Regions from separate parts of the Mus musculus genome. Here region 1 is linked to region 2. A link is a loop called in an ENCODE intact Hi-C map of the cell type or tissue named here. Cell type or tissue: left cerebral cortex. All regions are shown on one strand. Each heading gives the region's core, and the rest is flanking DNA. Links, peaks and the distances in the headings are about the cores only.

The links. Hi-C counts contacts between places; a loop is a spot of excess contacts. Peaks named below come from ENCODE experiments on the same cell type or tissue, not always from the same donor. Only the 100,000 strongest peaks of a DNase experiment are listed, where the experiment ranks them.
Region 1: a loop joins it to region 2, with 13 times the contacts of the local background. A loop is called at or near these places in 9 of 42 quality-filtered maps.

What each region holds. Positions count from the first base shown.
Region 1 is chr17:53,668,667-53,682,905 of GRCm38, forward strand. Sgo1 (shugoshin 1) reads right to left here. Exons shown (of 9, transcript NM_028232.2): 6 at 12,779-12,822; 7 at 10,244-11,035; 8 at 8,241-8,430; 9 at 6,121-8,045. The coding sequence ends at 7,934. It overlaps Kat2b (K(lysine) acetyltransferase 2B), which reads left to right. Exons shown (of 18, transcript NM_020005.4): 18 at 2,009-4,055. The coding sequence ends at 2,202. Among named protein-coding and RNA genes, the nearest start is that of Sgo1, 14 kb to the right of the region's middle. In left cerebral cortex, for the core only: a CTCF peak has its summit at 10,260 (motif pointing right); a DNase peak (open chromatin) is centred at 10,189.
Region 2 is chr17:53,577,787-53,592,973 of GRCm38, forward strand. All of the region lies in intron 1 of Kat2b (K(lysine) acetyltransferase 2B), which reads left to right. Among named protein-coding and RNA genes, the nearest start is that of Kat2b, 18 kb to the left of the region's middle. In left cerebral cortex, for the core only: no CTCF peak of the experiment used is centred there; DNase peaks (open chromatin) are centred at 9,518, 9,973 and 12,544; H3K27ac peaks cover 294 bases.

The sequences.
Region 1 (14,239 bases), core at 6,240-14,239, 92 kb after region 2:
TCTCCTTCTGTCATGTGGTTTCCATCAAGACTGACACCCGGACTAGGCTTGGTGACGCAGGCCTTTAATCCCAGCACTAGGGAGGCAGAGGCAGGCGGATTTCTGAGTTCGAGGCCAGCCTGGTCTACAGAGTGAGTTCCAGGACAGCCAGGGTTATATAGAGAAACCCTGTCTTGAAAAACAAAAAACAAAAAACAAACAAACAAAAAAGACTGACACCCATCTCACTAGCCATCCATATTTATTTTACATGCTCCCTCCCCTTTTTGGTCAGTTCATAGAATCTAAGATGACTAGAAGAAGAAAGACGTTATCCTTTTATAAGAGCAAGTGTGGAAGGAGGGATGAACCCATTGTACTTCTTTGGGAAGGCTGAAGCCTTCTGTGAGTTGAGCTTGTTTCTGCTAGCAACCCTTTGGATTTGTAACCAGTCCCATTCAAAGAAAGAGTTTGAAGAGCTTTGAACCAACTTCTGGGCTTTTCATTTTTTTTAATAAAAAATGTTTTTTATATCTGTCTGTATATGTATTTATATATGTATTTACTTATTTTTCAAGATAGGGTTTCTCTGTATAGTCCTGGTTGTCCTAGAACTCACTCTGTGGACCAAGCTGGCCTTGAACTCAGAGGTCTATCTGATTGCTGGCAATAGTCTGCCACCACACCCAGTTCTAATTTTCTTTTGAAAACTTTGTGTGTAAAAGTGTTTGCCAGCATGTATATACGTATACCATGCATGGGAAGTGCCTGCAGAAGTTACAGACGGGTCCTTGGATCTCCTGGAACTGGACTGAGAGATGGGAGTTAGGGTTGTCAGCCACTTGTGGATGTTGGGAACTAAACCCGTGTCCTTAGCAAGCTAGTGCTCTTATTCCCCAGCCACCTCTCCAGCTCCCAACCTTGTATCAGGTCATACTTCTGCGCTCGTTTCATCCTGTGTTGACTGGTTATTTTGAGGCGGAGTATCACTGAGTAGGCCTCACACTCAGTCCTTTTGCTTCAGCTTTCTGAGTGCTGGCTTTCCTCATGATTCATTCTTTTTGGACTTCACTTTTGAGTATCCCCTAGTGGTTTAGTTTTCTGTTCAGTCACTTCACCCAGAGGCCCAGCTTCCTTCCTTTCCTTAATGAGAACTGTCCCACAGAGGTATTAGGAATCGAACTCAGGTCCCCTGCAGGAACAATATGCACTATCAATTTTAGTGAGGGAAAATAGATTATTTTCGGCTGGAGCGACGGTTCAGCACTTAAGAGCACTGGCTGCTCTTCCAGAGGATCTGGGTTGGACTCTCAGCACCCACGCAGTCACTTACAACCAACCCTCTTTAATTCTAGTTCTAGGGGGTTCTATGTCCTTTTCTGACCTCAGAGAGCACTAGACATGGATGTGGCACACAGACATACACAGAAACAAAGTATCTATATAATTGAAATAGCAATAAGTAAGTAGATTATTTGGTAAAGTTGGTCATTTTGACTTCTTCGATGGACCCTCAACCGAAAGTTAGTTGTTTTCCTTTAGGTACTATATGTGAAAACCACTGTATTTGCAAATATGATATTAATTTCTTTCTTTGTATCCCACAAGAACAACTGTAAATTTAGTAAGCTGAGCTCAGCCTCATCATTTTTAGTGATCAAAGATTCTGTGCCAATGCTCTGCCTGCCCCACTCAGCATCCATGAGTCCTCCACTGTCTCTTAGCCTCCTGGTGCACAAGGGATGGAAGCAGATGACTGCTCATGTTCCTTCTAATGTCAGTGTCTGTGCAGTGCTATACAAGAAATCCTTTTCAGCAGAGTACTCAGGAATCGGTTTTGCTTACTCCCAAGAATTTTTCTTTAATATGGCATTAATATGGCATTCTTTAAAGAATTTTTCTTTAATATGGCATCAGAGTGACAAAGATGTAAGAGCAAATCAAGAGTGTAGCTTTCTTCCCACATCCCCCTTGTCAGCTGCTGAGAGGGAGGAGTCAACAGTCGCTAATGTTGTTGTTTCCTGTGCAGATCTGAAAACCATGAGTGAACGCCTCAGGAACAGGTACTATGTGTCTAAGAAGTTATTCATGGCGGACTTGCAACGAGTGTTCACCAACTGCAAGGAGTACAACCCTCCCGAGAGCGAGTACTACAAATGCGCCAGCATCCTGGAGAAGTTCTTCTTCAGTAAAATTAAGGAAGCAGGGTTGATTGACAAGTGATTTCTTTCCCTTAGACACACATCAGCAGTGTGCCTAAAACAGGTCATTTAGGTTTTTGGTTGCTTTTGTTTTTTTGTTTTTGTTTTTAAATTGTACATCATGTGTTGAAGAGACTTGTAATAATTAGCACTTTTGAAAAACAAACAAAACCTCCTTTTAGCTTTTCAGAGACGTATTTAAATGGAAATCATAGATTTTTTTTTTATTTTGAGCAATAGATTTTAATCTATTTACTACTATCATGTAATTTTTCTCTGGCATGTCCAGTAGCTGACTATTGCATGGTAGATGATCAGGGGCTTCCTCAAAACCTGTATGTGAGGAAATTGCACACAGTACCAAGATTTGGGGTAATCTAGAGAAAAGTTTGACCATGAATGTCTCCATTTTTTTTCTAATGGAACATGAGAGTTTATTTTATTCTGAAGGACTTTAAAGGGTCCGTGACACACCTGTGCTGTGAATGAACTGTGTGATGTTTGAAGTCTCCTTGTAGACTTTTTATAAGTATATATTTTTAAAACACTCATCTAGATGAGGTGCTTTGAGCAGTTCTGAAAAAAAAAAATGCAGCTTCCACAATAGCGGCTGCTATGACTCCTAAGGAAGGGACTTTTTATAAGCTCCTGGGGCTTTGATCATTCTGTCTACCTATTACAGACTTGAGAGTGCACAACCACTATTTAATAATATCTTGGCAGATATGTGTCCATCTCATATTTGACTTTGCTTGTGCAGGGCCCAACTTCTAAAAGATCCGTTCCCAGGCCACAAAGGTGTTAGCTTGAAAATATTTGAGGTTGAGTTAATGTTAAGACATGTGGCCTAAACATGAACCCAGGGGAGCCTTGCTTCACTATGTAAGGATTCTTTGTATTTTCTGGTACATTTAACCCCATCACCAGTGTCTATGTGAACATTTCCCATTTGCACTTCCAGAGTTTTGTTTGTCTGAGGTGAACTGAATTCTCACCAAAGTTTAGGCCAGTATTTTAACACCTCCATTGTTTTATTGGTCCAGGGTTATATCCCACTAACATTCGCTGTACAATCTTATTAACCATTTTTGTCTTGGGACTCCAGCTTAGTGCTTGGATTTATTTCCTAATTACACTACATAGAAAAGTGGGACACCTGCCAGCCCAACTCTGGGAAAAACCAACTAATATACAACCATATTAAATGAAGGCCACCTTAATGGTCTCGACACTAATTTTTATGATGCAAATTTATAAACTGATTTTTTTGTAAAGGCTGAGGTTTTAAAAATGTATTTAATGTATGTTTTCTATCCGCATAAATTATATTGGGTCACTAATAGTCATTAAAAATAGCTTGCAGAGGTAGTGTGCTTGAAGGAAAATATCCTGGCATTGCTCCCGAGTGCTGCTTCTGACATGGAAGGCATGCTGTATGTTCATAGTGTTCACTGAAGATCACACTGAAGATGCCTCAACATTGGGAAATGTAAGGAACACTTTGAGTGGTATCTAGACTATTAATGAAGAGTGATAATAGAGGCTGCATTAAGTGTCTCAGACTGGTTTTAAAACAGCTTTGTACCGATTTCGCTGAAGCGTCTGTCCAGTTTGGTATCCTGTGAAAGTTTGTTATTTCCTGGGTAGACATCCTTAAAGAGTATTGTCTTTAAAATCAGATGGTCTCTTCTATATTGAAAGCATTTTTATGTTTTCTAATTTAAAATTAATATTTTCTTATAGATATTGTGCAATAAAGCAGAAGTAGAATGTGGTTTTTGCAAATGCTTTAACGGCCGACAAAAACTTTACATTTGTAAAATTAATATATTGTACTGGTACAAAATAGTTTTAAATTATATTTTGAAAAGCTCTGTCTGGTGTTATGTTTTATTTCTCTAACAGTCTGAAGTTACAAAGAACAATGTGTCACCTGGTATGAGCATCCATTGCTCTTAGTCTTTACTTCTTAAGCTTTTGTGAACATGTCTAGACTTGCCACAGTTGTAGGAAATTTTATAAACAAAAGAAAACAATGTAAAGCAAACCCTCTTTGTGTTGCTAGAGAGTCGTTAGTCCAGAAGGCATATGGTCGGTTCCCCAGCACCCACATCTGATGCCTGTCATTCCAGCTCCTGCTCCTCTATCTTCTATTCTCCACAGGCATCCATACTCATGCGCAAATATCCATGCACACATATATACACATAATTAAAAATAAGATAAAATCCAGTCTGCTGGAATGTCAGAAGGAAGATACTTCCTGTGTCACTCACTAAACCACTACCACTGAAAAAACTTTCGTTCACATAAGTGATGTCAGAAGTTTAAAAACAACCTATTATTTCCACTTTATATCTGACAGAGGAATGGGGAGAAGATAAAATGCATATGATTTTTAAAATTAGGTATTTTCTTCATTTACATTTCCAGTGCTATCCCAAAAGTCCCCCATACCCCCCCACTCCCACTTCTTGGCCCTGGCGTTCCCCTATACTGAGGCATATAAAGTTTGCACGACCAATGGGCCTCTCTTTCCACTGATGGCCGACTAGGCCATCTTATACATATGCAGCTAGATACATGAGCTCCTCTGGGGGTTACTGGTTAGTCCATATTGTTGTTCCACCTATAGGGTTGCATATCCCTTTAGCTCCTTGGGTACTTTCTCTAGCTTCTCCTTTGGGGGCCCTGTAATCCATCCAATAGCTAACTGAGCATCCACTTCTGTGTTTGCTAGGCCCTGGCATAGTCTCACAAGAGACAGCTATATCAGGGTCCTTTCAGCAAAATCTTGCTACCATCCTCAAAACTCTCTCTCAAGCAATAACATCTCAATAATAACCTGGGTGAGAGGACCCAGTAGTAGTTATGATGTTCGATGATTTCCTGAGCTAGAAGCAGGGCTTTGCCCTTTAAGCCTTTTGTAGTATCAAAAACAATTGTGTGAAAGGCAGGCTTCTGAGACCACAGGTAGAAAAGGCGCATGAACCATCTCATACTCGAAACCGTGGGATCATTCTCATCAGTGACAGGAAGGGAGAGAGGTGCAGATGGTAATGTCAACCCATGTTCAAACTACATGTATGCTTAGTTGAGACTCTCCCAAGTAAGGAATGGATGAGGGCACAGGGTGGGGGGAGACATGTTGATGTCCTCTTACACACGAGCTAACTTCACCCTATACATTTATAGTTTAAAAAAAAAGAGAGAGATCCTATTTTTATGAACTTATTCATTGTGCATGCTTGTGTGTGTGTGTGTGTGTGTGTGTGTAGTTGGTTCTCTGCTTCCACTACATGTCCTGTCATGAGTTTTGGTGGCAAGTGCTATTACTCGCTGGCTTAGGTCCCCTTGCTTACTGTCTCCCACTCTTCTCTAGGTCTCAGTTTATTTATAAATTACGTGTATTCATCTCCATGTTAGTTTTACGTTTTTGGTACAGTAGTCAGGGTCTCGCAGATGCTCTACTGCTCTATATCTCTGGCAGATACTCCTTATCGATCAATTACTGAAGAGGATTGATGCCAAGACAACTGAGTGCTGTCATGTGGCTGTAGCACACCTAATGAATCCTCCTTTAAGCCATAGCTCTCCATCTTTTCTAGAAGTATAAAGCTGGAATAAAATTTAATTCTCTCCATTTGCTTGTTGCATGGATCTCCTTGTAGAATTGTTTCTCTTAATACCTTATATGTTGTAACAAACTAGAACAGTTAAATGCCAGCTTTTAAGACTGTTCCTAGAGAAGGGACAGACCACCAGGGAACTGAGCTAAGAGATCAACAGGTAAGCCTGTCCAATGCTGGAGGATCTGGCTGGACATCATGAAGCAGCCTGCTGCGGAGCCTGCCTTTACACCAGGCCCTGGGGAACTACCGAATAGTAACTGCAGCTGTAACTTTTAACTGTAACTGTAAAAAGTAAGCGGCAACTGACTATGTCTCAAAAGAGGTCATTAAGTCTGGTTTATTTATATCATATTATACAACCACAGAAATAACTATATCTATCAACCAGGGAAGTCTCAAACTCTTAAGTCAATTATAAACATAAATAATACAATACATATTTTATAAAAATACATGTTTCATAAAAATGTTGACACAAACCCCTTAATAGCCCATGAGTAAACACTACAGCAAGAATAAAGAAAGATGAAGAAGACTAAAGGCCTAATACCAGCTTTAAGATAAGTGACTGGCATGGAGTGAGTGAGCGTCACCATGACACTAGACATGCTGACCTACGAAGTAGCCATTTAAATGTCTATAGCAGGAAGTGGATTTTTGTTTGTTTGGTTTTTGAGATCCGTAGTACCTGACTCAGCCTCTATATTGCTGAAATTACATGTATGCAACATATCAGCCTTTGGAAAGCTTTTTTGACAAAAGGGGAGAAAATAAATATCTGAGGTTCTGCAAGCCAAGTAGCAAAATTTAATCCAAATATTTTCTACTTTATGTTAACTACAGAAAAAGTAAATTTAGCTTGTCCAAAACAGATAGGGCCTTTCTCTATGTAGGCTGTACTATGGTAATCACCGCTACATGCAGCTAACTGGGCTGAAACTAGACTTTTAACTGCATTTATATTTAGCTAAAATGGATACTTTCAAGATACCATGACATTAGAAAATGATAAATGGAGTGGCTGAGGATTGCTGTGACTACTCCTACCACACACAGAGTTGTGGGTCCAATCCTCAGAGCTGTAAACAGTGGCTAAAAATGTAAGGCTGTGATGGGCGAGAGGGGTGCACGTGAGTGACAGAGCCACACTTTCAGTTTGATGGTAAATGTAGGAAGCCATGCAGTTGTGGGTAAAATCTGAGATGACCACCAGAAGGCCCTTCTGATAGCTTAAAATCTCCTGTTTGAGTGGTATTTATCTATCCCTGGGCCTTGCCCATAGGAGACAAACGTTCTTCCGATTTAATGAAAATTGAAATGCCTTGATGTTGGCCCTGGAGGCTTCAGTTGGGAAAACTTGACAGGACAAATCTAATGGGAAGAAAAGGGGAACCAGGGAAGACAGAAGAGGTTCCAGCTAAGTTGGGAGTGGTAAAGGCCAGAAAGGAAGATAATCAAGAGTAACTGACCATTAAGAGCAAAAGGAAAACACAATGCGGTCACCATAGGCTTCACCTTTAACAATGGACCAGTTACAACGATTTAAGTTTGAAGACATACATACACACATAAAGATTCAATGTTCTGAACTGGATACTTTTATTTTGTTCACATATCAAAGCCAGAAGCCCCTTTATTCACACCTTTATTTACACTGTAGACTGACCACACAAAGGGCTAGCCTGAGGTCCACGACAGTGCTATTATTCTGCTGAGCAATAGCATAGTACTCACAGTTCACAACAGTTACCTTGTTCCAGAACCCAATTCATTAATTCTCTTAATCACCATTCGATACACAGTTTACAGAAAGAATCAATGACAGAAGGGATCCTCACCCACTTATGTCTTACTGTGATGGTAAGGATTTATGAAAGATCTACATCCTATGTAAGTTTTCTACGATGCAAGTTTTGTACTCTGCAATTCTCCTGCTTAAGGAAAAAATAAGGATGCTGGAGAAGTTTTAGATGTTGGTAATATAATAGTCCATACAAAGTATATGTCCAAGAGACCCTCCTGATCAGAGCCTGGTAGAGGTTCTGCCCATTGTGCACTGTCTAATAATATTTTATTAGGTAAAAAAGAAGGATCACCTTAAACAGTAGCTAATCAAATGAGTTACTGTGTTTGCTTGGTTCTTCTTTTAGGACATCTCATACCCCTTTTCTGCTTGAAAATAGGAGAATTCAAGAAACACAAGTCCGTGAAAGGGTCCCCTCTTCTTAGCTTTCTGTAAGTAAAGAGAGAGAAAAGAGAGTGAGGGAGGGAGGGAGACATTGAGATTACATGACTACAAATATACGAGTTTGAAGTCAGCACAGGATTATGCTAACATTATGCCAGTCTTAGGCTCAAGTATGATACACTCATGTCTTCAGTTCTCCCGCGAGAGTCATCACAGCTGAGTCCACACAACAATACTCACGAAGCGAGTGTTGGCTCTTTATAGCTTTTGATGGTGCTACACCTGCGTTTAGTCAGAGCCACTGCTGGGCTGTCTTCACGCCGCTTTGGAGGCAGAGAAGGCTTCCTGATCTTCACTCTAGGACACTGCAGGATATTGGTGACATCCTTTAGGCTACAACGAGGTGACTCTTGAGTCTCAGGTGGGATACCTATGATACAGTATTTATTGAATATGGACCAGTGGATAAAAACCACAGAAATAAAACTGTGCTAAGTTACCTATTGTAAACACAAAACATATCTGGCACTTCATAATCAGTGATTAAAAATCTTTTTATTGCCTTTTCTTCCTTTCAATCCAGATAATGTAGAAACTATGACAGGCAAAAAGAAGTGCTAGCTACAACAGAATGTTTTACTAAAACTCAGCATTCTTCCCCAAAAGCTTAAATGCTATGAGTTGGTTTAAGGCGGGACACTGCATTTTAGTCACTTTAATACTTAGAATCATTAAGGCACCAGTCTCATTCAACACCAAAGTTTGTAACACTGTTGAAGGCGCACTGACCACAAAGGTCCTTCAATTCATTCCATTAAACACACAAGAACTCTCAATCAGTCCGTGAAGACCAGGATAAAATGTGTTCCTATTGGTGCTAGTTAACAAGATTCAGATGTCTCTCCCACCATAAACATCAAGTTCCTTCCATCTCTGAGATCTAGGTAGCTCTCCCACAATAACCATCCAGCCAGGTTCCTCTATCCCTGATAACCTTGATAAACTAAATTATAACTGTGAGATGACTTGAAGCTACGCAGCCACAGTCTACAGAATATCTAGGTTTCAGTCTGTCCTCTTAACCCCATCAATATATTCAATTCCAATATTAATTGCATAGAGCACCTCCAAACATCAGGATTAGACCAGCTGCTGTATTCTAGAATAAAGCTTCACAAATTTAAGTATTTATAACCACAGGCAAAGTTCTAACAAATTCTAATTCAAGAGATAGGATAGAACCAGATGGTTGTTTTCTGGTCATGCTAGAAGTCTGGGGTCAAACTACTCCAGTGTTTATTTTGTTCTTTTCAAAACTTCTTATTTTCAAAAGAACACAAAAAAATAACAGTAATTCACTGAAAGCCTGTGTTACTCAACGTCAATAGTTATCAAGTTTGCCGATTTGGTTCAACTCTATCATCAGACTATCTTTACCTAAGGTAGAGCAAACAGATTTATTAAGGAAAAGAGAAACAGCTACGGAAAGTGGAAAGAATACTCATGATATATTGTTTAAAAACGGAATCTTGCAAGCTTCACTGCTCAGCTGTTCCGCTAGGAAAGTTTCACTGTTCAAGTTTTAATATCTGGGTTAAACAAACTGAGCAGGCTGACTGAGCTGTTTCAATGGGACAACATTTTGGAGATGATAGGACCTGATAGCACGGGGCTATTGCCACAGGAATCCCAACTCCCAGAGTCTTTGTGAGTAGGTGCGGGCTGATGACTAACACTGATCCACTTTGATAATAGAAAAGGAAGAGTTTCTCAGCCAAAGTTTTCAGCACAGATGAGACAAGAACTCTTTGCTCTCATAAGCTCACCAACAACTAGAAAAACAAGTTATGCTTCCTATTAAATTAAATATATGTCTATTAAAATGAGGTTTTTTTTAAAAATTTTTTCATGAGTGTAAAGGTTTTTTTTAATTCAAACCAACCACAGCAACCTTGTCACACTACTCAGAAGTCTCCTTAGTTGATAAGAATCCAGTTTGTGGGAAGTAATACTCCTGTAAGATTCATGTTTGTTTGAACTACTTCAACAACACAGCCGCATTTCCATTTTCCGCCTCCTACTATTTAATCAGGCTGTAACTTCCCCTACAGAGAGACAGATGGGAAGTCTCTAACCTCCTCCAGAGTAACAGATGGTAGGTACAGTATCTAAGATTACATCCGCATCAGGGCAACCATTTAGCAGAAACATTGGAAACACAGGCAAAAAAGCACACTGCTTACCAGTAGGAGCTGTAGATGGCAGCACCTCCTTCCTCTCTTTCCCATCTGGGTACTGAAGTCCTCTTTTAGACCGAGGCCTGGTAACTGCTCTCTCTGACTCTCTGTAGTCTCGCAAGCGCTTGGAGGGAGGCAGGTAGAGGTCATCAGACTCATCCTCAGAGGTACTGCATTCGAGGTCACTCACTTCTGAGTTGCTGCTATCCGTTTCTTTGTTGCAGCCATTGTTCATTTTTTGTCGGAAAGGGGTGGGGTGGACCGTCCCTTTTAGATTAAAATCGTAAGCATCACAGGAACCAATACCTCCATCCAGTGTAGTAGGGGGTAAACCCTGCTTATCTTTGTTTTTGTTCCCCTTACTCCTCAATGAGGATTTTGATTTGCATCTCTGCTTGGTTCTTCTTTGCTCTGCTCTTCTTTTTCGTGCACGTTTATGCTTGCTTTCTATTTGTTCAGGTTTAGATGATAAAATGACTTCTGTTTCAGTAATCTTTGCTGGGTTAATCAGTCTAGAACATAAGCTAATTTGGTCTTTGTTCCACAGACAAACATTTTCAAGTCTGTGCAGGGTTACGGTTACTTCTCTACATCTACTTCCTTTAACTTCCAGAGACTGTGCCACTCTTGGACTGGCTTTACAATCCTCCAAAGTCGTGGAGTGGCTTATATTACTAAAATCTTTCCTTAAATGGCGACGGATAGATATAGTTCTGGGTAAGACTTCATCAGTAGACTCAACTTTACCTGAATCAAAATCGCAACCCTGTGTCTCTGGAGTAACAGCAGGACTTGGTTCTGACCATTTAAAAAACAAATGAGAAAAACAGTGTTATGCTTCAGAAATCTGCATTCCAAGAATATTAGAATTCAAAGTTGCAGCAGTTATTCAATAGTTTCTCTGTACTTCCTATACACAAATAAAGACCTGGACAGCTCAACACCTATTTACTCCTCATTGAACAACAGACAGCTTACATCAGCACTTAAAAATACTGTTGGAATGAAAAGCCCAGATGTGTGTAGCTCATACTTGGAAGACAGATGCAGCTCAAGTGAGGTCCAGCTTGTGCTACACAGCTCTAGGACTGCCTGGGCCACAGAATGAGACACTGTGTCAAAATAAAACAAGAATTTAAGTCTGGTGCCAGCCTTTAATACCAACATTTAGAAGGCCGAGGATCACTTTTGAGTTCATTGTCAGATGTACATAGTGAGACCCTGTCTCAAAAGAACAAAACAATACCCCCAACATAAGCAAATATATACTCATTAAGTATACATTTTAAGAGGGGTTTTTATGTGCTTCTTGTTCCAAGGTTTAAAGAAAAAGCCTTTCTGTTTAATCTGTGAACACAGAGGAAAACTTCAAAAGTCTGAAGTAGGAAAATATACAGAAGCTAAATTAGTTTTTCAAAGTGACTAAGATTTGAATAATTGCTAATTAGGCCTTTCAGATAAATATAATCTGTATTTATAGGAACAGCAGGGTTTTCATCTGACTTAGCTTATTCAAATTTCATCCATGCTGTGTACCACTTAGTACAAAGTGGTATCCTCTCCATTCCTTCTGGTCAGATGTCTTATTTTCCCTGAGGCTACAGAAAGTAGATTATATTTCTAGACTACAACAGGGTTAACTAAGTCAATTTATGTAAAATGCTTCAGCAGGAAGCAGTTGGTTACAGCTACAGATACAACCACAATTTCTTCTTGTAGACTGGGTACAATCAATCGATGTGCTGGTGTTGTTTGTTTTTCACGACAGGGTCTCAACTGTGTACTCAGAAGGCCTAGAACTCTTAAGCCTACTGTTGCCCTGTGCTAGCTAGCTTTATGTCAGTTTGACACAAGCTTCTGAGAGGAGGAAGCTACAACTAAAAAAACGCCTCCGTAAGATCCAGGGAAGGTGAGAGTGTGGGGTGTTTTCTTAATTAGTGATTGATGTGGAAGGACCCAGTCCATTGTGAGTGGTGTCATGCTGGGGCTGGTGGTCCTGGGTTCTTTAAGAAAGCAGGCTGAGCAAGCTATGAGGAGCAAGCTAGTAAGCATCATTCCTCCAGTATCTCTGACCTCTAGGTTCCTGCCATGTTTGAGTTCCTGAATTTATGAACTATATGGAACTACGAGTGGGACACAACAACAAAACCTTTACTGGATTGCTTTTGGTCATGGCATTTCATCATGGGGACAGTAACTAAGACACTCACCCTCCTGAGTGCTGCGATTGCCGGTGACCTATGCCTTATATCAGTCTACGTAAGATAAAGTTACTTTGAACAGAATAACAGACAAATAGACTTAAAAGATAAAAAGAAGCTGGGTGTGGTGGCGCACACCTTTTATCCCAGCACTCTGGGAGGCAGAGACAGGTGGATTTCTGAGTTCAAGGCCAGCCTGGTCTACAAAGTGAGCCAGAGCTATACAGAGGAACCCTGTCTCGAAAAACAAAACAAAAAATGATAAAAAGATAGAAAATGAAATGAAATTAGGTTGCTTGTCCACAATGATCAATATTTTTAGATTTTCTACCTGACGTACCTGTGGTTTGGTAAGGACAATCAGTTTCTTCAACAGCAATTTGCCTTAAAGAATAACAATGAAAAACAAAAATATCAGCAATTATGTCAAAAGAAATTTGAAATTTTCCCAGGCTATAAGTTTGCTACTGTATCATTTCAAAATTCTAGTCCAAATCCCCACACACTGATGTTGCTTACATGAGGCCTGATATACTTTTTCTTTCTCAACTAGTATTAACTCTCACTGAAAGAAACAAATCAAGGTAGATAGTTTGTTCTGAAAACGTGACATAATCCAATCTCCCATCACAGTAGGAACAGTCACTCAGTCCTTCAGAACCCGGCGTCCCTAGTGGGGCTCTCATGTGGTATATGCTTTAATGTTGTCAACTAGAGCTGCTTCTCCTTTATTTTCTTCAAAACTTCCACTCATTTTTGCTTCATGAACCAAGTTTTCTTCCACTTAAAACCTGTAACTGATAATTTGTAATTTTATTCTTTGTAAAAAATTTACACTTTATGTTATAAAAATTAAAATATAGGTTTGGTAATAAAGTAGAGGGTACTAATTATCTTGAAATCTAATAAAAATCTGATTACCTTGTTTCATCTAACTTCATTAGTCAGATCTTAAAACCAACAGTTTGAAAAGGACTAAAGCTTCATAGTGACCTGTGGGGCTAGAAATGGTACTATGGCTTCTTCTGTAAGAAAGAGATTTTAACAGGGCTAACAACAACTGTCTATGGCACTCACTCTTGGGACTATCTGCCAAGATCTGGAAACACTGTCTGTCCTAACAGCTCAGGAGGGAGTGGCTCCTGGCACAGTGGTACAGGCCAAGGGGCCACACACCCTGCGACGTGCACAGCATGTGGGCAACCCCAGCTCCGTGGCAGCACCACCAAGGCTGAGGTCTACGAAGAATGAAGCCATATGCTGTAGCTTTCCAAGTTTTTTGGTTTCAAGTCAAGGTTTAGCCATGTAGCCCAGGCTATCTTTGAATGTCCTGTATCAGTCTCTTAAACACTGGGATTACAACTCAGTTTGATGTTCTGTATTTTATCTAAAGTTTTGGATCTATAGCTATACTTGTTAGTCAAACTCACTAAGTGGTCTAATTAAAGGCTGGATATTTCATACTGGCAAAGAGAAAAATAAGTTTTCTCCAATCAAGTTTCTCTAGGTATATTAATTAACTACACTCCAGCGCAGGCTCCACACCCGGGAGTGGTGGCAAGCACAGAACAGACTCAGTCTATTTTTTATTTTTGTTTTGGTTATTTTTTTTAATTGGTCTTTTGCCTGTTTGTTCTGATTTTCATTTTTGTGTTTCTTGTTTTCTTTTTTTTTCCCTCTCTCTTGAGAGAATGACCATAATGTTGGTTGGGCAGAGAGGATCTAGGAGTTTGGGGAGGGGTAAAAGATCAAAATACATTGCTTGAAAAAAAATGTTTGATCAAAAGAGATGGATATTTTC
Region 2 (15,187 bases), core at 4,893-12,892:
TTATTTACTTATTTATTTTAATTCGGGCTGATTAGGAGTTTAAGATCCCACACTCTCAGCCTGAGAAGTGCTGAAATTCTAGGTGCACTTCCCAGTATCATGTTCTACTATGTTTAGAATAACAGACTGAATTCTATGACGAGGTTACTGACTGACTGACTGAACTGGAGATGAGAAGATGGAGCGAATGACTCACTTCAGCCACCGTGGGTGCTCAGCTTGGCTGCATCTCAACAGCTTTATGAAGGAGCCCTTTTTAATTTTTTTATAGGGCATTTATAGGTACACGTTGATGAGATTTTTCTTTTTTATGCAATGAAAGAATGTTTGTGTGAGTGTCTTTGTAATTAACAGCACTCTAGGGGGTTAGACATAGGAAGAGTATCGTTAAGTTTGAGGTCAGCCTGATCTTCAGAGTGATTTCAAGGCGAGCTTGAGCCACATGGGACCCGACCTCAAGCAAACCAAATGAACAAATTAAAGAAGAAAGCTCGAATGAATGTATTGTGAATAGCCGAAGCTCTTTTAATTAAATATCATAACCTACTATAAGACAAAAGCTACCACTGTGTGTGCGTGGTGTGTGTGTGTGTGTGTGTGTGGTGTACATGAGCTCATGTGTTTGTGTGTACACATATACTCATGTGGAGGTCAGAAAACAACTTTGTGGAACTAGTCTTCTCCTACTTTTAGTTTGCTCAGCAAACATTTGTACCTATTGAGTCATCTTCCCGGCCTTTTATTGACCCTTCTTGCAGGGGTATGTCATTTGCAAAAGAGGGGAGGCGTGAGAATTTGATTCTGGGACCCACCAAAAGGGCTCACTGGTTCCAAGCTCCAAAAGACGTGAGATGGGCTCACAACTGGCCAGTAACTCTAGCACCACAAGATCTGACGATGCACTCTTTTGACCTCCATGGGCATCTGCACACTCTCACACACACATGAGTACAAATTAGAAAGTCATTAAAAAGTAGCACTAACTGTGGGTTAGAAAGGGATGCGTCCTCAGAGGAGGAAATGTGTCTTCCTGTGGCTGAGGCCAGCCAGTGGGCCATACCTGAGCAAACCTTGGAGCTGCAGAGAGAGCAGTGGTGTGTGTGTGTGTGTGTGTGTGTGTGTGTGTGTGTGTGTGTGTGCGCTCGTGCATGTGCGTGTGTGTGCGTTCAAGTGCGAGCACGCTTCCTCGTATTGGTCAGTCTTTTGGCTTTTTGAGATTGGTCTCATGTATTTCAATGGCTCTGCACTCCTGACCTACTTCCACCTCTCTGCACTGGGATTCAGGTCCCCTCCCCCACACCAGGCGGCAACTTTCTATTTAAAGTACCACCCTCCCCTCTTCTGGGGGCCATTTAGTGCCTCTTCCTGGGGGCATATGGCTGTGTCCTGAAGCAGAAGCATTTTTTTTTTTTTTTTGGTCATGGCCTCTGAGAGGAAGAAATGCCTGAACCCTTACCAGATAGAAAGCAAGGGATAGTATTACCCAGTAAAGAATTATCTGGTCAGGAGGCGAGAGCTGAAAATTCTGCTTTGGAGAAACATCATATTCAAAAGTCTGATAAACACCTTGGCGGGGTGCAAAAACAGTTCCTTTAGTATTAATTTGAATTACACTAGGAATCTGAAAACTTTCCTTTGTAAATCATAGGCATCTTTATGTATGAACTGCTCACTGTTCTCCCTCTCCCTCTCTCACTCTCTCTCTCTCTCTCTCTCTCTCTCTCTCTCTCTCTCTCTCTCCCCCTCCCTCTCTCCTTTCCTCCCTCTCTCCCTTTCCTTCCCTCCCCCGCCACCCTTTGGTTTTCAAGACAAGGTTTCTCTGTGTATAGCCTGTCCTAAATCTCACTCTGTAGACCAGGTTGGCCTAGAACTCAGAGATTCTCTGTCTCTGGTCCCTTCCCTCCTTGAGGGCGTGTGCGCCACCACTGCCTAGCTACTCACTGTTCTTTCTATACTCAGTGTGTGTGTTGCTTGTACACATGTAAGCACCAGTGACAGAGGAACGTCCTTCCTCTGTTTCTTTCATGCCTTGCCTTAGTTCCTTGAGACAGGGATTCTCACTGAATCTGGAGCTAAGCTGTCAGGCAGCAAGCCTTTGAGAGCCTGTCCTTACCACCCACAGGCCGGGCTTTCACTTAGGAACCTAGGATTTGAATGTAGGTCTTAATGCTTGCCCAGCAAGCAACCTTCCAGTTGAACTATCTTCCAGCCCTGCAGACAATTTTAAAACAGCTTTATTCCCTGTAACTCAAGCAGGTAAGAGGATGTGCACAGTGAGTCTGAGTCATTACTCGTTTACAAACTGGAACCGAGTTAAAAGTATACTTTTGGAAATTCATCAAATTGGCAACTATGTTACAATAAAATACAAAACAGGGATGGGGAAGATAAAATGTGTTTAAAAGTTTAGTCTGCTGGGTTTGGTGGCCTTATGCCTCTGATCTCTGCTTTTAGGAGGTAGAGGTAGGAAGATAAAGAGTTCTAGGTCAGCTTCAGTTATATACTGAGTTTGAAGTTAGCCTGGGCTACTAAAGACCCTATCTAAAAACAAACACACAAATGGAAAATCAAGACAAGACCTTTCTCTTCTCCTCTCCTGGCCTCGGCCTGTGCCAGCTTCAGGTGTCCTGTAATCCTTCTGCCTCTCTCTCCTGCCAACCCTATTGTGAAAGATTTGTCCTCAGCCGTGAAGTGTATAGTAGCCATTTGGAAGGTGGCAACACCTCCAAACGCTGGTAAATATCAGAACCTGGCAGGCAGACTTAGTGCTATTTGGCAGGTTCAGAACAAAAGGGTGGAAAGAAAAAAAAATCTACTTTTGTATTTTCTCAGACATTTTCAAGCTTATAAAAATATCAGATTGTAATTTGTAGTGTTATACTCCTGAGAAAGTTTATAGGCTTACAGAGCAAAACAGAGCAAGATCTTTCTGTGGCCTGTTTGGATGTAGGACAGGTATAGTTGCAAACAATGATTGGGGATGGTTAAGGTGGTTTTGCTGTTGTTATTGTTGTTTTCTTTTTGTTTGATTGTTTTTCTTCTGAGACAGGTTTCACTGTGTAGCCCTGGCTGTTCTGGAACTCACTCTGTAGACCAGGCTGACCTACTCTCACAGAGATCTGTCTGCCTCTGCTTCCCAAATGCTGGGATTAAAGCTATGTGCCACCATGCCCACAGGTTTTGATTCTGAGAGACATTATGTAGCCCTGGTTGGCCTGTAACTCATAGGGACTTGCCTACCTGTCCTTTTTCCAGGGCTGGGATTATAGACACGTGACATCATTTCCTTTTGATTTCATTTTGAGGTAGAGTCTCATGTCTTGGCTTCAAAGTTAGTAAGCAGTTGAGGATGGCTTTGAGTTCTTGGCTTTCTTGAAGCTACTTCAGAATTGTTTGGCCCACCACACCTGGCTTTAGGTAGTGTTGTTGATTAAACCCAGAATTTCATGCATCCTAAATTAGCGCTCCACCAACTGCAATACAGCCATCCCACCCTGTGTCCCACCATGCTGTGACATACCCCGTGTGAGTTAGAATAGCTGGGACTTTCTTAAATGAAAGATCCCAGGACTAACTCTAATTTTTATTTATCTTCCAAGGATGAGGCAGCTTTTGTTTTGTTTTATGTTTTTTGTTTCTTTGTCTGTCTCTGTTTTGAGACAGGATTTCTCTCTACATAGCCTTGTCTGTCCTGGAATTTACTATGTAGAGTGTGATGGCTTTGAACTCACAGAGATTCTCTGCCTCTGCATCTTTGATGCTAGGGTTAAAGGTGTGTGCCACAAAATCCAATCTGTTTTGTGTTTTCCAAGACTTCTTTTTGCTACTTAGTCCAGAGTGAACTCAAACATGCAGTTCTTTTCTCTAAATTTATTATTTACATTTATTAGCATTATCATCTTTATTACTATATTGTATGTGTTATTTACTTATTTACTTATTTATTTGTTTTTTTTTTGAGACAGGGTTTCTCTGTATAGCCCTGGCTGTCCTGGAACTCACTCTGTAGACTAGACTGGCCTTGAACTCAGAAATCCTCCTGCTTCTGCAGCCCAAGTGCTGGGATTAAAGGTGTGCACCACCACTGCCCGGCTTTGTATGTGTCTTATGGTGTGTTTGTGTGTGTGTGTGTGTACACGTGTACATTCTGAGCTCAAGAGAAAACTTGTGGAGTTAGTTCTCTTCTTTCACTTTTATATGGGTTCTGGGGTAGAATTCATCCACACTTTATTTGCTGAGTCTTGTGGGAAAAGAGTACTCTTGGTGTTTTACAAAGGAAGAAAGTGAAAGTAATTTTACAAGGCAATTTCTTTTTGCAAAATGGTGTGCCAGAATCCAAACTGGGCTAGTGAGTAGAGTCAGTCAAGATGGCATCTGTCTTTCATCCTTGTTGTAGGAGTGACTGCATCTTATCTCCGTGGTGGGATCTTGACTTAACAATCTGACTGTTAGCTAATCTGCAAAAAGTGGGGGAGGAGGGAGGTTCAGGAACTGTGGGGCCCTTACAGCTAATTACTTTGGATAGAAAAGAAAAGTTTCTCATAGTTCCCGTACTTTATTTTTAAAGGTGTTTGTCAGTCAAGTGTAATGGCATTCACCTGTAATCTGAGAACTCAGGAAGTTGAGTCAGAGGGAACTCTTCATTTAGAGCCTTCTTGGGCCACAGTAACACAGTTACAGGCCAGTCAGAGTCCTTACCTCAAACAAACAAATGAACAAACAAGCATGCAACCTTGCGTGAAACAAAACAAAACAATGAACAGTGTTCTCTGACGTGAGTGTTTGGCCCAAGGTGCTATCTTGTTTCATTTGATCACCCTGGGTGAGAAGATGGCCAAGAAAACCACTTGCTGGTAGAGTGGATACCCAGAACTCTTCTAAAGGCTCTGGGAGAGATTTCATCTTTCTAGGTACTCTGCTCTCACCTGACCTGTCTGAAGAGATGTGGACAAAGGCTTTTCCATTCCGTGGATCTTGCACAGGCTGTAAGAAATCAGTATTCTTTATTGTTGGGATAGGGTGAGCATGTGTACGGCTCTGAGGGCGTTAAAGCTGGCAGGCAAGACAAGACTATTAGAAGAACGCTGCAGAAGCTGCCAGCTTGTCAGGAGGGTAAGGAATGGAGAGTTTAATTTGGAGGCCCCAGCACCCTAAGCAGTTTCTAGGACTGTAGAGTTAGTACACTGTAAACCCAAAGCCCTGCCCCCCTTCCTCTCACGTCATGTTGCCCAGATTGGCCTTGATATGTAGCTGAAAGTGATCCTGAACTCCTAATCTCCCTCATTCTGCCTCCGAAGTGCTGCGATTATAGGATTATTGAAAAGAGAAAAGGGCCAGACATGGTAGCATACACCTTCAGTCCCAACACTGAAGAGGCAGAGACCGGGGATTTTCTGTGAGTTTAAGGCCAGCCTGGTCTATACAAAGAGTTCCAGGCCGGTCAGAGCTACATATTGAGACACAGCCTCTAAACAAACAAACAAACAAACAAAACTTTAAAAATTTATTTTGCGTACAGTATTGCGTTCAAAGCTAGTCAGCGATGGCACATGCCTTTATTCTCCGCATTCTAGAGGCAGAGGATTTGAGGCCAGCCTAGTCTACGGAGTAAGTTCCAGGAATGGCAGGGCTACCCAGAGAGAAAAGAAACAAACCAAACATTATGTTCAAATTAAAGGGTTGGGACACCATCACCTAGCTATAACAACACTTGCTTCTAAGTTAAAAAAAACAAAGTTAAATTTGCTAGCCATTTAAAAAATGGAAGTCAATGGATATGGAAAACGTTAGAGAATTGATTTCATTTTTTTAAAAATTAAGTTTTTATTTAGTTGTTTGGTCTTTTGAGGTGCAGTTTTGTTATGAAACCCAAGACTTACCTGGGACTTACAATCCTGGCTCAGCCCATTGGGTGCGGGGGTGACAGGTTTGAGTTACTCCTCACTCTTTTTTTTTTTTTTTTTTTCTGAGACAGGGTTTCTTTGTATAGCCCTGGCTGTCCTGGAACTCACTGTATAGACCCGGCTGGCCTCGAACTCAGAAATCTGCCTGCCTCTGCCTCCCGAGTGCTGGGATCAAAGGCGTGCACCACCACGGCCCGGCACTCCTCACTCTTTAGGCTCCTAAACTGGAATTTACTTCGGGTTTTGAAAGAGCAGATGGAAATTTGACATTCAGTTGTACTGAGAAGGCCTTGTGAGGCAGGAATATGGACATGAAATCAACGTGCCTAACCACAACAATGTGGGCAGGAATGGAATGCTGGGAGATAGCTGATAGGCTGTCGGGTAAGAGAGGTGATGTCACAGCTGGTGGAATGCCAGCTGTAGACTTCCTTCTGTTTAGTGCCATGGTTCCTTGTTCTTGGTGTTGGTCGTGATGAGTCCTGAAATGGTAACTCTCATGTGAAATCCTGTTGCTTCCAACCCGTGGTTCTGGAAGATGACTAGAGTTATCAACCCATTGTCTTCCAGAGGGTGTGTAGAACTGGAGAGCTTGGGAGGATGGTAGCTTTCTTAAAAGGCTGCCAGACTCCTGCACAGAAATCTGGGGAGTGGGGGGAACAACAGCATCTCTGTGATGTTGGCCTACTGCCTGTAGATTCTGGAAAGAGAACACTCATTTGTACATTCCTCAGCTGATGCCAAACTCCTGTGTGCCCCCGTCTCCTCAGGAATGGCAGAGAAGTAGGATTACTCAACAGGTTCTCACAGCTTTTCCATAATGGGAAATTAAGATGAGCTTCCTCAGTGGAATCATGTGACTATCCATACCCATCTCTTGGTAGCCGGCAGGGCACTGTTCACCAAGAGTGATTGTCAGTTCTGAGCTGACTTACTGTGTGTACAGTTCTGGCTTTTACTGCTATTCCTGGTATTCATTTAACTATGTGGACCATTTTTTTTTTCTCTCTCCCAGATAGAGTCTAATTTAACTGGCTTCTACTTCTTTAATTACATATTTTTAATTTATTGTGTGTGTGCACATGTGTTGTGTGCCCAAGCCATTGCTTACATGTGGAGGTCAGAGGAAAACCGGAGGCACCACTTTTCTTCTACCATGTGGGACCCATGGATCAAACTCAGGCCCATCAGCAGACACCTTTGTCCATTGAGCCGTACATGTGATCACGAAGCCCCTATGTTTTTGAGTTGCATTCCTCTCTCCGTCAGATTTTACCTGGGTTACCTCTGTCTTTGCACACAAAGAGGCATGCTTGCATAACCCCCTCCCCTTTTTGTTTCCTGTGCTGGAAATGGAAAAGGATGGGAATGGGGTCTTGTGCATCCTACACAAGTGTTTTGTTACTGAGCTATCCTTCAGCTCTTTCCTGTGTTTATTTCTGTAACTTGTTCTCAAACTTCCTTCTCATATGGTCTCAGATTCCAATATCTCAGAAATGTTTAACTCCTCTCCCCTGCCTGTCTAAACAGGAGCATGCCATCCATCACCTTGTAATATTAATTATCCTTTTCATTCATTTGTTACACTTACCAAGAGTTGGAAATCATTGTGTATGTATATATGTATTACACACACACACACACACACACACACACACACACATACACACATTTCCTGAACTATACCCCTAGATATCAAAAGTTTGAAAACCATTTCTTGCCCATGTTCTGAGTCCCATGAAGCAGGGACTTGGACTTATTTCTCATAGCATGAAGATGTACATCCTAGGCACTCAAAAAATAGTTGTCGAGTAAGATGATAATTTTATATTCAAAGGCTTTGTGAGACTAGAAGAAAGAAAACACTTTTTGGTGTGTGTGTTCAAGACAGGGTATAATAGCCCTGGTGTTCTGGAACTTGCTTTGTAGACTATACTGGCTTTGAACACAGAGATCCACCTGCCTTTGCCTCTCGAATGTTTGGATTAAAGTTGTGTACCACCATGCCTGGCAAGAAAACATTTTAAAATTATTTTTTATTTTTATTTATTTTATATGTAAGTACACTGAAGCTGTCTTCAGGCACCCCAGAAGGAGGGCATTAGATCTCATTATGGATGGTTGTGAGCCACCATGTGGTTGCTGGGATTTGAACTCAGGACCTTCGGAAGAGCAGTCAGTGCTCCCAACCGCTGAGCCACTTCTCCAGCCCAAGAAAACATTTTTTAAATTTGGGAAAGGTAGCCATATGAGGTGGCTTACACCTATAATCCTGACAACCCAGAACTGAGGCAGGGGATTGCACAAAGTTTGGGACCAACCTGGGTTACGTAGTGAGGTCTAGGCCATTCTAGATTGCAGAGTGAGACTCTTGTGTTGAGACAAAAGGAAGAGAAACTGAGGCTCTAAGAGACTTTGTAGCTATGGATCCAAAGCAAAAGACCTGGCAGCTGGGACTGAGGCATCTCCTAGTGTGGTTCTCTTCGCTCACGGCTGGCTTTTCTTTCTGTTCAAATAGGGTTTCATTATTTAGTCGAGGCTACTTCTTCAATGCTGGCATCACAGACTAATGCAATCTTTCCAGCTTTTGTCGTTGGTTGTTGCTGAGAACAGGGTCATTTTTTGCAGCTTCTGTTAGCCTCAAATTCACTCTTTCTGCTCTGTCATAATCATATTTTCCTAAAGACATCATTACTGTTTTGAAAGGCATGATGGTACATACCTTTAGTCTCAGCACTTAGAGACAGGGGCAGGATTTCTCAGGATCTCTTTTGAGAGTTCCAGACCAGTCAGAACGGCATAGAGAAAGCCAGTTTCAGAAAGTCAGCCAACCAACAGACCAAAATAAACCTATACAATACAAAAATTGACTTTCCAGAAAGTTTAAAAGTCTACTACATTAATGAAATAGAAATGACATCAGTTATGTATAGACCTACATTGCTCTTGTTTATATATTTTTGTGTACACTGCTCTTTTAAAGTGGCAGTAAGTTGTCTTTACTTTTTTGTTTAGGAGCCAGCTATTCTTCTGTCCCCATCCCATCCCCTTTTCTTCCTTTCCTCCCTCTGCCCTCCCTCTCTCTCTTTTTAAGGCAAGGTCATGTGAATCCAGGGACAGCTCAGACTTTCTATGAAGCCAGTGTTGACTTTGAGTTTCTGATCCTCCTGCCTCCTGCCTGTGAGTTTTGGCATTGGAGGCATAGACCACCATGCACAGCTTTATAATTTCTAAATCATGAATATACTGATTTTGGAAAAAACTGAATGCCCTTGGAATGACTGTCCCCCACTCTCTGAAGGAGACTTATCTCTTTGGTTGCCTCAGGGTTGGGTTGGGGTACTAAGTTCCATGTTGACCATGGTTCCCAATCTCCCTTAGTTAATGTGCCTTGCTGAAGCCTTTTGGAACCCCCTCCCCATTGCTGTGCAGGAGATTCCAAGACAGGGCCCAGATCAAGGAATGCCAGTGACTGTTTCAGTGGTAGATGGTGGCAGCACTAATTTGCATCTGCTGTAACAAGCTGGTGTTGAAATGGGCTGGCAGAATGCCAAGGAAGCCAAGGTCAGCATACTTCGAAATAACAAATGAGTCATGCAACCCAGGATTGCGCGTCCCTGTAGGAATGACTACTTGACTCTTCTTCCGTCGGAACAGTTCCCCGGGCCAGCATGTGTAAAGGGAGGTGAAAGCCGCAGCAGCCTCTTGCTAGAGAGACAATAATGGAGGAGGAGAAAAATTAAAGTGGAAAGTCACATTTAAAGTCACTTCAGAGAAAACCATCGTGAGTTGTAGAAGACAGCTTTCTGAACTGCCAGAAAACAAGCCAAGAAATCGAGGAGACCCAAACCTCAGGGCGGTTAGACCACAGACCTGAGCTCAAATTCTCACATGGCACTTTCCATCTGTGCCCTCCGAGGCTTCTCACCCTTCCCAGACTCGAGCTTCATGGCTGTGCACTGTAGATAGTGACAGTTTTTCCGTTCAGTCAACATTGTTACTCAGGCTGCCAGGCATTGATGTAGACGATGTGGGGGTGTAGTGACAGATGGGTCCTTATTCTTGTAGAGCTTGCTTTCTGGTAGCAGAAGCAGATGGTGAAAAAGAAAATAACAGAACATGGTAAGTGCCACACTGAAGGAAAACAGAGAAGTTGCTGGTAGTGCCTGGGGAATCCCTTCCTGTCCTACCCCGCAGGGACTGTGCAGAGAAAAAAAAATTTATTTTTTTGTTCAGTGAGGAGTGAGTATGCTGGGGGTTGAACCTAGTGCTTTAAACATTTTAAGCAAGTTTCATTTCAAGCCTGAGACAGGATGCTACTTGTGTAGCTCATGCTTGAACTCATGGCAATCCTTCTGCCTCAGCCTTGCAAGTGCCTGGATTACATACAGGTGTGCCTCACCATGCCCAAGCAAGAACATTCTGGAGTCTTCTCTCCTGCTCTTTTCCTTTCAGCCCTACCCCACCCCTAGAAGCTGCTTCCGAACTGACTCTGAGTTTTGTTCTTTGGTGGTGTAGGCCTCATAACTCTAGTTGCTCCATTAAGAGGCTAAGAGGAATTTAAGGCCACAGAAGGAATTTAAGGCCAGCCTGGGCATGATTTAGATTTGGTTTCAAAGAAAACCAGTAAACAGAGAGGCGGAGATGTAGCTTAAGAGGTAAGATGATCCTGGGTTCCACATTTAGTACTGCCACCATCACCAGAAAACGGTATTACACAATACACTTTAGTGCAGCAGTGTTTTTGAGATTCAAACGTGTGGCTGCATTCACCAGTAGCCACTTTCTGTTTTTCGTGGAGGGGGCAAATTGAGACAGTCTTGGAATCTCGTTGGTCTTCCAACAGCCTTTGTAGCCACGATAACCTTGAACTCCTGGTCCTGCTGCTTTCACCTGCTGAGTGATGCTCGACAGGTTATATGCCACCCCACTGATTTCTGTGTCCCTGCACTTTAAGAAGGAGGTGCCACAAGGTAGTTTCAGGTGCCAGAGCTGAGTTCTGGTATTGGTTTTGGCCCCTTGCTCTTTGCCAGCTATGTAAACTCAGGCCAGTGAAACCCTTCTCTATCATTGAATTATTCACCTGGCCTTCCTGTGGGTTGTTCGGAAAATAAGATGATTTAGACCAGAGTTGTCTTGAAAAAAATTAAATGCTCTCCTTGGTAGTTAAGCAAGATTAAAAGACAAACTATTTTCTTTCTTTCTTCCTTTTTTTTTTTTTTTTTTTTGGTTTTTCGAGACAGGGTTTCTCTGTATAGCCCTGGCTGACCTGGAACTCACTTTGTAGACCAGGCTGACCTTGAACTCAGAAATCCGCCTGCCTCTGCCTCCCAAGTGCTGGGAATAAAGGCGTGCGGCACCACCGCCTGGCAACAAACTATTTTCTTTATGCTGGTGTTTTGCTTGCATGTATGTCTGCATCATATGCATGCTGAGTAGTCATGGAGGCCAGAAGAGTATCATCTCTTGGGACTGGAGTTATAGATGGTTGTGATTTCCATTTGGGTCCTGTGAATTGAACCTCTGTCCTGTAAGAACAAGTACTCTGAACCTCCCAGCCATATTTCCAGCTCCCAGTAGCGAGTTTTAAAAAATCCTCTTAGTGTACTGACTGGGCATGTTAGCTCATGCCTTTAATCCCCCAAATTAGAATGCAGCAGACCCATCTCTGTGAGTTCAAAGCCAGCCTGGTTTATACAGCCAATTATAGGCCAGCCAGGGTTATATGGTGAGACCCTCTCTCACAAGAAAATCACCTTTATAATGAACTCAAAAAAACCATCACACAGCTGGATCGTGGTAGCTACTCAAACACCTACGAAGTCTCGAACTCTGTGAATCCCAGGGACCGTCTATATAGTTAGGAAGGTCATTCTGAAGGTTTAGGTGTTCACTATCAATGGCATTTTTAGGGATTTTACCACAAGGGAAAAAAGTAAAAGGAAAGTCAGAAAGGAAAGAAGGAAGGAAGAAAGAAGAAGAGGAGGAAGAGGAAGATGAAGAAGGAAGAAGAGGAGGAGGAGAAGACCCAACAGAGTTGAAATTAGAAAACGTGTGCTTTTACACCCTCTTCCACCTCTCTGCTACTGTTGTTTGTGTTTCATCCATCTTCACTGTCTGATAGTGCCTTTTATTAGTTTTTCTTCTTTCATCAAAAAATTACTTTGGCAGAGGCAGGCAGATTTCTGAGTTCGAGGCCAGCCTGGTCTACAGAGTGAGTTCCAGGACAGCCAGGGCTACACAGAGAAACCCTGTCTCGAAAAACCAAAAAAAAAAAAAAAAAAAAAATTAGTTTGGAACTTTTGAATTTTGAATAGAACAAGATTTTCATTATTCTTTTTTATTAAAATTTTATTTTTTGTGTTTATAAGAGGAAAGGTTTGAGAGTAAGGAATGTGTGGGGAGAGGGGAGGAAGCATCCTTCCAACCATGGTGGCGTGAAGGAGCCCTTGGCAGCAAACTTGCAGAAGGTGTAAGGATGAGACTCAGAGGACGGTGGGCGAGGCATTGAGTCAAAATGTCACTGAGCCTTAGAAGTTGGAGAAGGGCCATGGGATGCAGGGCTAGGGGTGGTTGAACGGGGGCTGATGGTGTTGAAGACAAATCCTGTCATAGAGCTTTAGGCAGAAAGCTGGCGTAGGCAGTTGGGAATGTGGGCTGCAAGATCTGTTTCACAGGTTGGGCTGGTTATGTGGGTTTCTTGAGAATGTGAGCTTCCAAAGCAACCACGGGGGAGGCTTGACTCTACCCATCCCATTGCCCTGGTGCCTAAACATCAGGTGGAGGATGGAGGTAGCCCATCAGTCTATCTGTGTAAACTCTGTCTAATACAGCTTATATAAAGATTATATATATATATAGCTTAGATATGTAGTGACTGGTAGTGACTGGGTGCTAGCCAGCCAGTTGGGTGAGGTGTTCACAGAGTTGAACACTCAGCTGGAATCCCAGCACTTGGGAGGCAGAGGCAGGCGGATTTCTGAGTTCGAGGCCAGCCTGGTCTACAGGGTGAGTTCCAGGACAGCCAGGGCTGCACAGAGAAACCCTGTCTCGAAAAAAACAAAACAAACAAAAAAGAGAAAGAAAGAAAGAAAGAAAGAAAGAAAGGAAGGAAGGAAGGAAGGAAGGAAGAAAGAAAACTCAGATCAGCTGGATGCTAAACATCTTCACAGATAAAAGTGTGTGTATGTGTGTGTGTTTGTGGAAACTGAAAAATTCCATTGAAAACCGGCACATTTGGAGTTAGTCTCTATTCAGGACCCCAAGGCAGGAGGATTGCTGGGTTATATAGTGAGTTCTAGGCCAGACTGGGATACAAAATGTGACCCTGTGTCAAAGCCCTCTCCCAAGCCCCCAAAAGAATTCCAGTTGAGAGGCTGAGGCAGGAGGATCACAGGTTTGAGGTTAGATCTGGGCTACAGAGTGAGATCTTGTGTATGTGTTGGGTGGGGGCATTGTCTCTGATTCTGTCTCCAGCATACCAGCCACAGCTACAAGAGTACATGATTATGACAGCCATGTCATATCCAGAGTGTTTCATATCCTTATCTCCATCTTCTGACTCTTAGCATTCATCCCACCATCTCTTCTATGTTGTTCTCTGAGCCTTGGAGGAGGTGAGGTAGATGTCTGATTTAGGACTGAACATCCAACGGTTATATATCCAGATTACTTTTTTACCAGTTATTAGATTCTGTGTTAACTGTCATCTTCTGCAAAAGGAAGTTTCTCTGACCCCTGCTAAGAACAGCACTAATCTGTGGGTACAAACATAATGATGCTTATAGCTCATACCTGTAATTGAGCAGATGGGAGGCTAGGCCAAGAGGAACAGCACAAATGTGAAGCCAGCTTGGGCTACATACCCGACCCGGTCTATCAAAAGGAAAAAGAGAAAGCGGGAGAAGAGAAGGAAGAGGAAGAGATGTTTTTCTGGGCTTAACGATGTGGCTTACTGACCAGCAAGCTTGAGGCCCAGGTCTGGTACCTAGGGAGGAAAGAGTTGGCATGAGTATGATCACAGTGCTCCGTACATGGATGCAATTGTCAACAAATTTTTAAAAATGCGACTGGAACGTTTCTTTGTGGGAGTCAGTAACACAGTGAAGGTCTTAAACTCAGGGTTTCATCTATGTTAGACAAGCCTTCTACCTCTGGGCCATAGCCACACTATAGAGATTTAAAAAATATTTTTGGCCGGGCGTGGTGGCACACACTTTTAATCCCAGCACTCGGGAGGCAGAGGCAGGCAGGCAAATTTCTGAGTTCGAGGCCAACCTGGTGTACAAAGTGAATTCCAGGACAGTCAGGGCTATACAGAGAAACCCTGTCTCAAAAAACCAAAAAACCCAAAAAAAAAAAAAAAAAAAAATTGTGTGTTTGAGTGTTTTGCCTTCATGAATATGCATGCACTACATGCATACGTAATGTCTGTGGAGGTCAGAGAGGACATCATCCTGAAGTTACAGATGGTTGTGAGCCACCCATGTGAGTGCTGGGAACCAACTCTCGATGGATCTGCTGCAAGGTCAAGAAGTGCTCATAACCTCTGAACCATCTCTTCATAACCAGAGAACTTTTAAAAATGTAGAATCTTAGCATCGTATGATAGCTTATTCCTGGAATCCCAACATTTTGGAGATTGAGGCTGGAAGAGGAAAGGGTTTATTTAATCTTACCATTTGCAATCCATCATCCAGGAAAGTCAGGGCAGGAACCTGGAGGCAGGAGCTGATGCAGAGGCCATGGCAGAATGTTGCTTATTAGCTTGCTGCCCATTATTTGCGCAGTCTACTTTCTACTATACCTCAGGACCACCTGACCAAAGTTGACCCTACCTGAAGGGTTCTCCCCATCAATCATTAATTAAGAAACTGTGCTACAAGCTGGCCTACAAGCCAGTTTTATGCAGGCTTTTTCCAATTGAGACTCTTCTTCCTAGGTAACTATAGCTGCTGTCAAGTAGAGAAAGAGACTAACGGGGAGAGGCGTTGTGAGTTCTTGTTTTTTGTTTTTTTGTTTTTGTTTTTGTGTTTTAAAGATTTATTTATTTATTATGTGTAAGTACACTGTGGCTGTCTTCAGACGCTCCAGAAGAGGGCGTCGGATCTTGTTACAGATGGTTGTGAGCCACCATGTGGTTGTGGGATTTGAACTCAGGACCTTCGGAGAGCAGTCAGTGCTCTTAACCGTCGAATCATCTCACCAGCCCCAGGGTTGTGAGTTCTAATCGAGCCTGAACTACAGAATGATACTCAGAACACTGCCATCATGACCATTTTAAG